2 separate regions of the Homo sapiens genome follow, and region 1 is linked to region 2. The links are chromatin loops, found by intact Hi-C in ENCODE. Cell type or tissue: endothelial cell of umbilical vein. All regions are shown on one strand. Links, peaks and the distances in the headings refer to the core of each region. The heading gives the core; the rest is flanking DNA.

Region 1 (5,395 bases), core at 260-5,259, 160 kb after region 2:
TATACTAAATAGAGATCCTATTCTGGCTCAGATGACTAATCTTTTGGAAAACACAACTGTCCCTGCATTGACCTATGACCAGTCATGATCATCAGATGGGAAGATTATTCTGTTAGATGAGCGCATTATCATTTAATGCTGCATGTATCAGTTTATTTGCCCAACTGGAACAGCTTTCCTATCATTATTGTGGGGTATTTAAGACTGGCACAGTTTCCACCACTGTCAGATAGGGTATTACTCTGCTTTAGCTGTGTCAGCTCAAAGTACTGGGACTCAGGCTGCCACAGTGAAATTAAATGGTAGCCTGGAACTATAACCTATAAATTAACGTAATCTGTGTATTCACAAAAAATAAATAGTAGGAGGTATAGCTTTAAGGCAATACATTTCTAGGTCTCTAATTTCATTTGTATGCTTCCTTCACGTAATTTGCGTGAGGACCCAAGAAACTCTGATGGAACTGAAGCCAATGTCGTCCCTCCTTTTCTTTCACTATTACCCCTCTCTTTGTGATTGTCCACTTTTCTTTTTCTTTTTTTTTTTTTTTAACGAAAGTACATCTAGAGGTATATATGTCTAAGAAGTTAAATGGACATTTGGAAACAATGGTGCCTCTGGGTAACACCGTCTTGCCAATAAGGTAGTTATATGCTCTACTTTCAATAAAATTGAAGAAGAACCTAATCAACCCATTATCCAATGAATCATTGCAATTCTGTCAATGACAAATAACTATATGATAGTTGGCATCTAAGGAGCATTTGAAAGAGTCGTGATTATATGATTAACTTGTTTTAGTATTTACATCTATGAAAATAAAAAGTTGAAATAGAATTGATACTGAGCTCTATCCAGCAATAAACAATATTCATCCACGGATATGTGACTTAATGAAAACATGAAAAGCTCCATTCATCTCATTAAAAACTGCATTTCTGACAACACTTTACTTTTGTCTTAGTAATTATCAACAGTTTAACATATTTTATATTAATTAAAAGGTTTATGTTAATAATTGCCATGAAAATGCAATCTAGGATGAAATATTTACAACATAGAGACTCTTCATCATACAAAAATTGAAAACTTTTAAATTTCATCTTCATTCATTAAAAAAAATTTAGTCAATGTCTGCTCTGGACTGAGCCCTGTTTCAAATGATTAGAATTTAACAGCAACAAAACAGAAAACAAATTTCTGCCAGTATGGAGTCTGTATTCTGGTAGGTAAAGATGGACAAAAAACAAATAAATGCATATATAACTTAATGGCAGAGATACAAAATTTTGTACCAGAAAAATATTATAGTGTGTTTAATAAGACTTTTAAGCATAAAATATGTTACATTTGGATAATATTCTGTGAAGAAAAATAGAATGAAAAACATGAGTCCAAGGGGTAAAAAAGAAATATTAAAATGAAAATCTTGATAATGCATTTTAAAAATAGATGATGCTAAAGATCATATAGCTATATGATCATATATATATCATATGGCTTTATATTTATATTATATGATATTTGCTTCATACTTATATTTATTATATTATATATAAATATATATATCTATCATATGGCTTTAGATTTCATTGGAATATTAAAAACAGTGATAGAACAGTGTCCTAAAATTATTTTATTTCATTTTTTACAATACACAGGAAATCTTACTCTTAAAAAAAAATGGAAAAAACTGGTCTTTGAGATACGTAAAAGAGAACATGTGAGCAAATATGAGGACCACTGGACAGAATGCACAAATTCTCATCTTGTTAAGATGTTAACATCTTACCTTAGGAGGATGCTAAAGTATAAAGTAATGTGTAGACTCTATATTTTATTAAATCAATCTCTCTTAGGTGATAAACATTACCTAAGCAATAGAGTATGAATTTATGTTAGTTTTTTCTAAATGTTTGCTTTATATTTTATGTCAAAACAAATAACTTGCATGAAAGTTGAACACCAAATGTCTCCTTAAGAACTCAGTGAAAGAGCAACTCTTTTAATGTTTCAAAAAAGCAATTTTAAAAAAGTGCAAGAAACAAAACCTGTGAACTTTGAATGTACTGATAAGTTATTGAGAAAAAAATTTGCTTTTATAATGTCATTACTATTTAGTTTGGAAATGACTCCCAGTGATAACAGAAAATGCTTTGTATAAACAGAGTACACATTCCTCAGATTAAACAGCTTCTGAGACTTATGATGCTGACAGTAATAAAAGCTTGTAATAATATATCTGTTATAATTCTGAACATCCAGTACTGTAATAAGCTGACTCTTTTGTTGCAGGTTTCTACTCAACCATGAGAAAACTATCATGAGTGAAGCGAGGAGGGCTTGTCTCCATCTAGTGGTCAGTATAATAATATTAAATATTACTATTATTCTAAAATCAAAATATGTACATGTTATTTTCTTAATTGTAGTGAGAAATGATACTAATCATAATAGTACTGTTATTTTCTAATCACGTATATCAAACTTGACAAGTAAATAATCCGATAGAAGATACATAATCTTGAAGTAGACATATTGAAATACATAGTTTGAGTACACTGTCAAAAGTCTGTGAAGCTATTTCCCTGCTGCAAAAAAGAAAAAAGATGAGAACACAGGAGAGTAAGGATGGCCTCAAAATTTTATATTCTGACATATTTAAACTTTTTACAAAATCACCCAAGAGAAAAACGTTTGGCCTATCAGGGGAGAAGATCTTCTATAAACTACGGACTTAATGTGTAAGCAACTCAGAACAGGGGTCCACCCAGAACAGGAAGAAATAAAAGTCTTTGTTTTCAATTAGGCCATTTATGGCACAATCAAAACTGTGCATAGTTTTTCAATGGAACTCGTGGAGCTAGAGAGTAGAAGGACGGTTACCAGAGGAAGGGTAGTCAGGAGCTGAGAAGGAAGTTTGAAAGGCTAATGGGTACAAAAAATAGAAAGAATGAATAAGACCTAGTATTTGCTAGCACGACTGGATGAATATAGTAAAAACTAATTTAATTGTACATTTTAAAATAACTAAAAGAGTATAATTGGATTGTTTGTACATAGAGGAAAAATGCTTGAGGTGATGGATACTCCATTTACCATGATGTGATTATGATGCATTGCATGCCTGTATCAAAATATCTCATGTAAATCATAAATAGATACAACCACTATGTACCCGCAAAAATTAAAAATTAACATTTTACAAAACTGTATATAGTTTTGTTTTACAGCCTAGAAGTTGTTTGTTTCAAGGGCCTAAAATGTGTGGCAAAAGGGGTTTTTTTATACCTACTTAAAAATTTCAAAATATTGAAAATCAAGGCAACACCACCCCTTTACTTTCGTTAGCAATAAAAATAGGTTGATCTCATGTTAATTTTTCCAGATTAGGTTTTTTTTTAATATCATGGTATATGAAAAGTCATCCTATTAGCCTCCACAGATCTTTGGCCAGTTTTCCCTTGGCATCAATCACCAGGAGGAAAATACAGGAGATTAGTCAACAGAATAAATTAATGAGATTAGAGGTTTGCCTCAAATTCAGAAAAGGACTTTATATTATGCAAAAAGGTAACATGGTGTGGAGTGATGATAGAGGCCAGTTAACATTAGCTCATTACATTAGTAATGGTGTCATATACAGACTGTATGAGGCTTTTCATGTCATAAGAGTGTTTATTTTATAAGTTAAACTTGGCTTAAATAATTAAAAGATTTCTCACAACTAGGACAAGTTTCCAATGCCAACAGATCATGGCCAATGACTTCTATGATTTCTTCCTCCCTCTGGGAAACTGGAAACTGTTGCAACTTTGTTAGGAGAAAAATGTCTAGGCATATTTGGGAAAACCTTAAAAAGAGCAACTCCCGAAGACAAATATAATTTCTATTGATAAAGAGAAAAGGAGACAAACATCATGTATTTAATTGCCACAGAACATTCTATTGTGAACATTGTTCTATTCACAACCTTGTGTATCCTTTTTCCTTGAATCTGGGCTTTCTCTATGACTCTCTTGAAACCACTGAAATACTGAGGAAGTCATGCTGTGTGATATCTGAGCCTTGGTCAGAGAAGGTCTCAGAGATTCCATCTTCATCTCAGAGTGCTCTCCATGAGCCTTGAGCCACTAAGAAAGAAAGAATTCTCCAGTTGAGCATTAGGGCTTAGAACACAACCCACTGTATAAAAATCACATGGAGCACCAGCATCTCCCAGTCAAGCCCGGTGCAAATTCCTAACCCATGAAACTGTAAAATATAGTAAAACAATTGCTCTATGTCACTATGTTTGAGGGTTGTTATACCAAAGTAGTTAACCACAACACTTAACTTCCATTTATTCACTTTCTAGGTCTCAATATAGATTTCACACCTTTTGAGAAGTCTTTTCGGACCCTATTGTCTGGGTTAGGTATCCCTCCGGGTACTGCCTTATCCTAGCACTTTACATATGGTGCTATAATTGTCTGCTTATTTTGTTTGGGCTTAGTGAAAACAAAGATCATGTCTGAATTGATTATCACTCTACTCTCAAAAGCAACAATGCCTGGTAAATATGGTAGGCAATAAATAGACATGACCCATTGAATTACTGAATGTGTCTCTTATATAAGTAAACACTGATCTCTGGCTTCACTAGGAAAAAGCCCCTCACCTGTTATACCATTTGACAATCAGCTTCCAATAAAGGCAGCCACACAAAATATATCTCACCAAATACATCTCAGCAGTGTGCCCTGCATAAGCCACTTGGCCACCTAAATTATTAAAATACATGGAGGATTGAGAAATAGATCTGGGCAGTGAGAAGTTCTTTTCCAAATATTTGTTTAATTCCATTGTTCTGGGTTTTGACCAATCAAAGTTTAAATAGATTTGGATCAGTGCTATGCTCATAGCTTTTATGGATAAGAAGAATATAAGGACTATGAAGACTCATGATCTATTTTCTAAATGAAGACAAATGCCCTCTCTTATCCTATAAATAAGACATCTGTGAATTGGCAAATGCTAGCACAAACAAGTTCATTTTGTAACAGTAAAACTGTCAAGAACACGTTTAAACTGAAAATACACAACTAGGAAAATTTTACAAGATGCAGATGTTGTGTAAGGTAATGAATCAAGCCAAATGACCCAAAAGATGTAATGGGCAGAGATTTTTACAAAATGGATAAAAGATCAGAGCAAATGAAATACAGACACACACACACACACACACACACACACACACACAAAATAAAATGGCCCTCACTCTTATGTCACTTTGAGTTCCCAGAATCACCTGAAAAGTGAAATAAGCTTGGAGAAGCATCTGCTCTGATAAAGAATCTCCAAGGAAAAGTCTAAAGGTACCCAGGTGCCGACTCTGTCCTTCTCAGATAAGAGC
Region 2 (5,395 bases), core at 274-5,273:
TGGTAATATGCTGACTGTATCAAGAGTAGCAGGAATGATACTATCAAGGAAGAAAAGAATAAATATTTCAGCAGACAATTAATCTATCTCAGGGCTAACAAATCTAAAACAAATATACCATCAATAATACTCTATTTCCATTTCCTGGCTGGAAAGAGCTACACGAGCATATAACTTTGAATTGTTTTGTAAGGCCAGGTGACCTGCAGCTGGCTCATGGTTAACTGCTGGAGCCTCACTGAAGATGTAAATACTGTTCCGCAGCTTTGTGATACATAGCTAAAGACCATAAATGTGTATGTAATGAGTCAGAGAGCAGCAGTTCATTACTTGGGGCCTTTGTCACATATGCATCATATGAATACTGAACGACAATGATTTGCATGGAAAATCAGTTTAATGACAGAGAAACAAATACATAGTGGTTGTGAGCTTTCAATTTTGTGTCTAAAAAACGGATTCTAATCTCTTTTGTGCCATTTATTGGCTGTGTCTCTTTTCCTATCAGTGGGATGTACATAAGGGTCTTGGGATGGGTTTATTGTATAAGCTAAATAAAAAGAGGTATGTAAAACATGTGGCATGGTGCCTAGAACAGAGTAAGGCATCAACTCGTATCTGCTATTAGTACTGATGTCAAAAGATGTGGCATGCTGTTGTCTGGCTCCTCTTAAAAGGAAATTAAAACCTAAATTTGTCTCATGTGAGTATTCATCTCATATGATTGACCCCATAAGGCCACTAGGAAAACCGAATGGGAAAAAAACCCAGCATCTCACTTGTAGCTCCAGAGGAATAGGATTTGGGTTTGGGCTGTTCTCTTTGGTCCCTTTTAATCTGACCAACCTGATGCTTCACCAGCATAAAACTACTTTCTCCCAAGGTTTTCATTTGCAGAAACAGGAAGACCCTTGAGACCAATAACTGGTTATTTATTTTTAAATGTTCTAAAATAAAAATAATAGTGTGAGGCTTTTGCTTGAGCTTTCTTTCTGAAATGACCCTTGACAGGAACTGGAAATAGTTCTTGTCAATGCAGCCATTATCTCTCTTGTGACCAAACGGGATGTGGGAGGTAGGGTGGAATTTCTGAGTTCTTTGTACATAGGAATAAAATGTCTGTCATTTAGTTAAAATAAATTATTGATTTTTAAATCAAATTAAAATATTGAGTCACACAAGCAGGTACTGTACTTGAATTTTCCCTTATTTGTAAGAACTGTTTTTCACTGCTTTATGAATAGTGGGGAAAAATAAGGGGATATAAATAACAAAAACATGTTTTGGGCTTCATGAAACCCAGAAGGCAATTATAGGACACTCTGAAGAAAAAGTTTAAATTACCATAATTTCCCAGGAAAATAAATGATCCACTTTCTTGCCTTATCAGGTAAGCAAGCTGACAAAATGCTTTAAAAACAACTTTGGGATACTTAGTTTCCCTTTCCACTGGAGGACTGTGCACAAAGCTCAAATTATGCTTTCCATACCCCAGTGCTTTCTCCTCTTCCTGGGAACAAGGGTGTTAAGTGTCCCCAGCATCACTCAGGGATTGGGCTTGAGAAAGTCTTAGGAGCAAGACAAATGATTGATTTTGCTGGAAGGGAAACAGAAAAAGCCGGGCATGAATTTAAGTGGAATAATGACAGATCGCTTTAGCGGATCAAATGATTGATTTTCTTCAGGGATTAAGAGATGATTCAATTTGGGATTACTGTATTATTGCTTCTAGATCTGCAAAATATACGTGTCCGTGGCCTGAGGGTAAAGAAAGTAAAATAATGGGTCGTATCACATACATTTCTTGTTTAAATTTCCTCCAAAGCTTTAATTATTTCAGGAATAAATACCTCCTCCTCAGTATGAGAATCTGGGGTTTTCTTGCTCTGGCCCCTACATACTTATCCTGTCTCTTTGGTGGTCTTTCTCTCCTTGCATGCTATATGACATCAGAAGCAGTGACATCACTGTACTACCCCAGAAATGGGCCTCTCTGCCTTTGAATCTCATACACCTTTTGTCCAGAACGCTTCCATCTCCCTTACTTCCCTTTATTTCCTAGGCTAACTGATAAATCATTATTTAAAACATTCTACTTAGCCCTGAATCTGGGTTGTATGTACTTTCTATGTGCTCTCAAAATATCTCTTTATTTTTCTCAATCATTACGTTTATCATAGTATATTGTAATCATGTCTTGACTTTGATTTAATTGGTGTTAGGTCAGGCACGGTCAGCGGTCTATTTAAAAAGCTCCCTGGTGATTCTGATTCACAGCCAGGATTATGACCCACTGAACTGGACTGATAGCTCCATGAAGATAGGACAGTTGACTGTCTAGTTCACAGTTATAAGCCCATTTTCTAGCTCAGTGCCAGAAACACAGCAAATGCTCAAGAAACATTTGATCTATACATCAAATGTCTTTGTATCTCCAGTGTTTGTACAATGTTAAGCACAATTGTTTGTTGAGGGAGTAAATGCATAAATATGTTAAATTCTACAAAGAACCCATACATTAGTAAATTATAGTCTTTGCTTTCACAAAGTTATAGTTGGATAGGAGTAAGGGAAATTGAAGAAACACCAAAAATTCTGATATTATCACTTGTACATATTAACAATGAAAACATTTTCAGTGGTTGTAATGATTTCTTACTGAGAATATGTCTCATGGTGAGGATTTTTCTTTCTTCTGAATGCAGACATTTCTTTCTTGTGAATGCAGACATTTTTGAAATAGTATGGCAAATGTTCAGTTGATCGAAGCTTTGAGCAAATTCTGTTTAAGTTCTTTGGCAAACTGCTTAAATCTTGTGAGGTCATTCCAGACCATTCGCCTTTCCCTGTTATGCACTGAGGCAGGAAATGTTTTCTCCTTTTTGAAATGAGCAATTCAAGGGGCTGGTAAAGAATGCACATGGTGCGACATGCTATCAGCTCCCGCCAGCTGTTTACCGTGGTCTTTTTCATTCTTAACAGGGACATCAAGTTCTTTTGGATACTAGTTATGGTTTTATACATAAGACAAAATAAACACTTCCTGTAGGGCTTTAGAGGGTAACTTCACTCAAGTCTTATCTTCCATTTTCTTCAACAAAAGAGGAAAAAGTAAGATTTGAGAGAGGATTGCTATTTATCAGGTTATGCTGTAGTCTGTTGGCACATTTTAAAAATTTCTTTTTGGATCCTGAAAGCAGTAAAACTCCTCACCTTAACTTTCCCCATCTCATATCACTTAATTTTTCATACTGTGAGTGATCATGGCCCCCACCCAAGGTCATCTGAGAACAATTGTACCTTAGTCATTGACATTCTTAAGATCTTGTTTAGAAGGGATTGTTTGGAGCCTTTGTAGTCTGACCTGAGTCATCCCAGACTGTGCCAGGGTGGCTAAAGAACTGAACTTTCCCCAAAGGAACTCTTGTTATTGCAGAGAATCTCCAGGATGAAACACACAGTTAGTGCTCAGTGCACATGCACTTTGTCTGGAATTTACTGTCTGAACAGGGACAGACCACGACCTTTTAATCAGGATAGGCTTAGACTGAATTTTTTGTGCAAAGTAAATTTCCTTCTCGTAGAGTTTACCAGAGAGGCCACCCTGTAGAAAGGTATGATGGCTTAGTGGGAAGGCTATGAGCTTTGGAGTCAGAGAGACTTAAGTTTAAATCCCATTTCCGCCACGTATTTCGTGAATTGGGTAAGACACTTCTTTGAAACTCAGGTTTCTCATGTATAAAATATAATAACTCACTCATGGTGTTGCCATGAAGATCAAAAGAGTTAAGACAGACTATGTCCTTGCCTCTGGATAGCACTGAAAAGGTCCACTTTCTTTTTTGCTTCCTTTGCTTGAAAACTTGTTAATGAATTTCACTGGCTAATCTATAGAAATATTTCTTATCTAAAAGAAATATGTCACTGATTTTGGCAAATACACATTTTATTTAGAAATATTAGTTAAAACTATGCTATGTGCTGTAAAAAAAGAAACAGAGTGCCTTCCTACTATTCAGATGTTGTAATTAAAACTTATATAGCAAAATATGTACAGAGCAACAAACATTTCAATAAGGGAGAGCGGAAGAACATAATGGAAAAGGCACTGAATCTGAAGGCCCGACCCTAACCTCAACTCTAGCTGCGGGATGGAAGGCTCACTTATAAAATAAGAATAATATCTAACTTAATAGTGTTGTTCAGAAAAATGAAAGGGTGGAATGTTTGTAGATCTGCCTGGAAAATGTAATAGCACAATACTCACATTTAATTATTAAGAATAGGTTGTATTTCTTCTCCTACTTAACAAAAAACAAAATATTTTAAGAGTGAGGAATGGTATACAGTTGGAGAAAGGGCATTTTTTTCATAAGCCAGGGAGGAAGATGGTGGGTTTAGTTGCAGCATGCTAACTGAGAGCAATTTTGCATTTTCTCAGCTGCCCCTTGGAAGCCCGTCTAGACTTCACGTAGACAGTCCAGGTATTTGCTGAGTGGAGTGATTAGGTGGGGCTGGGATATAGACCTGTCTGGAAATAAGTAATCTTCCCTAAACCTGTGTGGCTGTGGCACGCTTGTGAAAAGGACTGTGGTGTATAAAACTACGGATGGTAAGACTGAGAACTTAAAACAAAGTAGAAGTTTGTAGGAACAGCAATAAAAATGGTGTGTATGTTCATTCACTTAAATATCACAATTCGTATAAGGTCGTGAAGGCATCTGCTACTAAGGCAAACTAAATTTACTGGTATTAAAAAGTTGCTCCAATAGGTAATCTTTTCCTGACCGTCCTTCTTAATTGTTCTAGAAGTCTTCTGAAATAGATTCTTCCATGTGTTGCACAAAAGTTTTGCAAACTCATTTTAAAGATTTTAGATCTTACTGAGTTGGGATTCAACAATTTTTGCCCTTGTCATTTTTTCATTTCCTGAAGTATTGGCAAAATCTTTGTGTAGCCATTCTGTATGGTTCTGGTCTTTATCCCACATCTGAGTAGGTAGAGCCTAAGCAGGTCTCCCTTTTACACTAAATGCTCCTGCTCCTTGGAGAGCAGCAGAAGGAGCAGTAATGGCCTTTGGGCTCTTGTTTAAAAGGACTGAATTATAGAAACTATAGATCATACTACAGTAAGACTTTAAATTGCTAAAAATATATGTTCTTATCATGTAATTCGAAGCCCACATACAATGAGTCACTCATCTGGATTACACCTTGTGAGTGGGTATGGTATGTTACTATGAATGGACAAAACATGAGCTCATCTTTAGCAAGCTTTCACCTGAAGTTCTTTTTATCAAATTAACAAACAAGTTGCCCATGAGGCAGCGGTTTAGAGTTCAGTGAGTGTAGAGAGGATGCAGGGAAGGTTTGGGGAAGTGGACTTCTGGCTGGAT

The links. Hi-C counts contacts between places; a loop is a spot of excess contacts. Peaks named below come from ENCODE experiments on the same cell type or tissue, not always from the same donor. Only the 100,000 strongest peaks of a DNase experiment are listed, where the experiment ranks them.
Region 1: a loop joins it to region 2, with 8 times the contacts of the local background. A loop is called at or near these places in 1 of 110 quality-filtered maps.

What each region holds. Positions count from the first base shown.
Region 1 is chr6:132,215,935-132,221,329 of GRCh38, forward strand. No RefSeq gene overlaps it. Among named protein-coding and RNA genes, the nearest start is that of LINC01013, 86 kb to the left of the region's middle. In endothelial cell of umbilical vein, for the core only: no CTCF peak of the experiment used is centred there; a DNase peak (open chromatin) is centred at 2,327.
Region 2 is chr6:132,060,533-132,065,927 of GRCh38, forward strand. All of the region lies in intron 2 of CCN2-AS1 (CCN2 antisense RNA 1), which reads left to right. Among named protein-coding and RNA genes, the nearest start is that of MIR548AJ1, 52 kb to the right of the region's middle. In endothelial cell of umbilical vein, for the core only: no CTCF peak of the experiment used is centred there; DNase peaks (open chromatin) are centred at 2,319, 2,919 and 3,379; H3K27ac peaks cover 5,000 bases.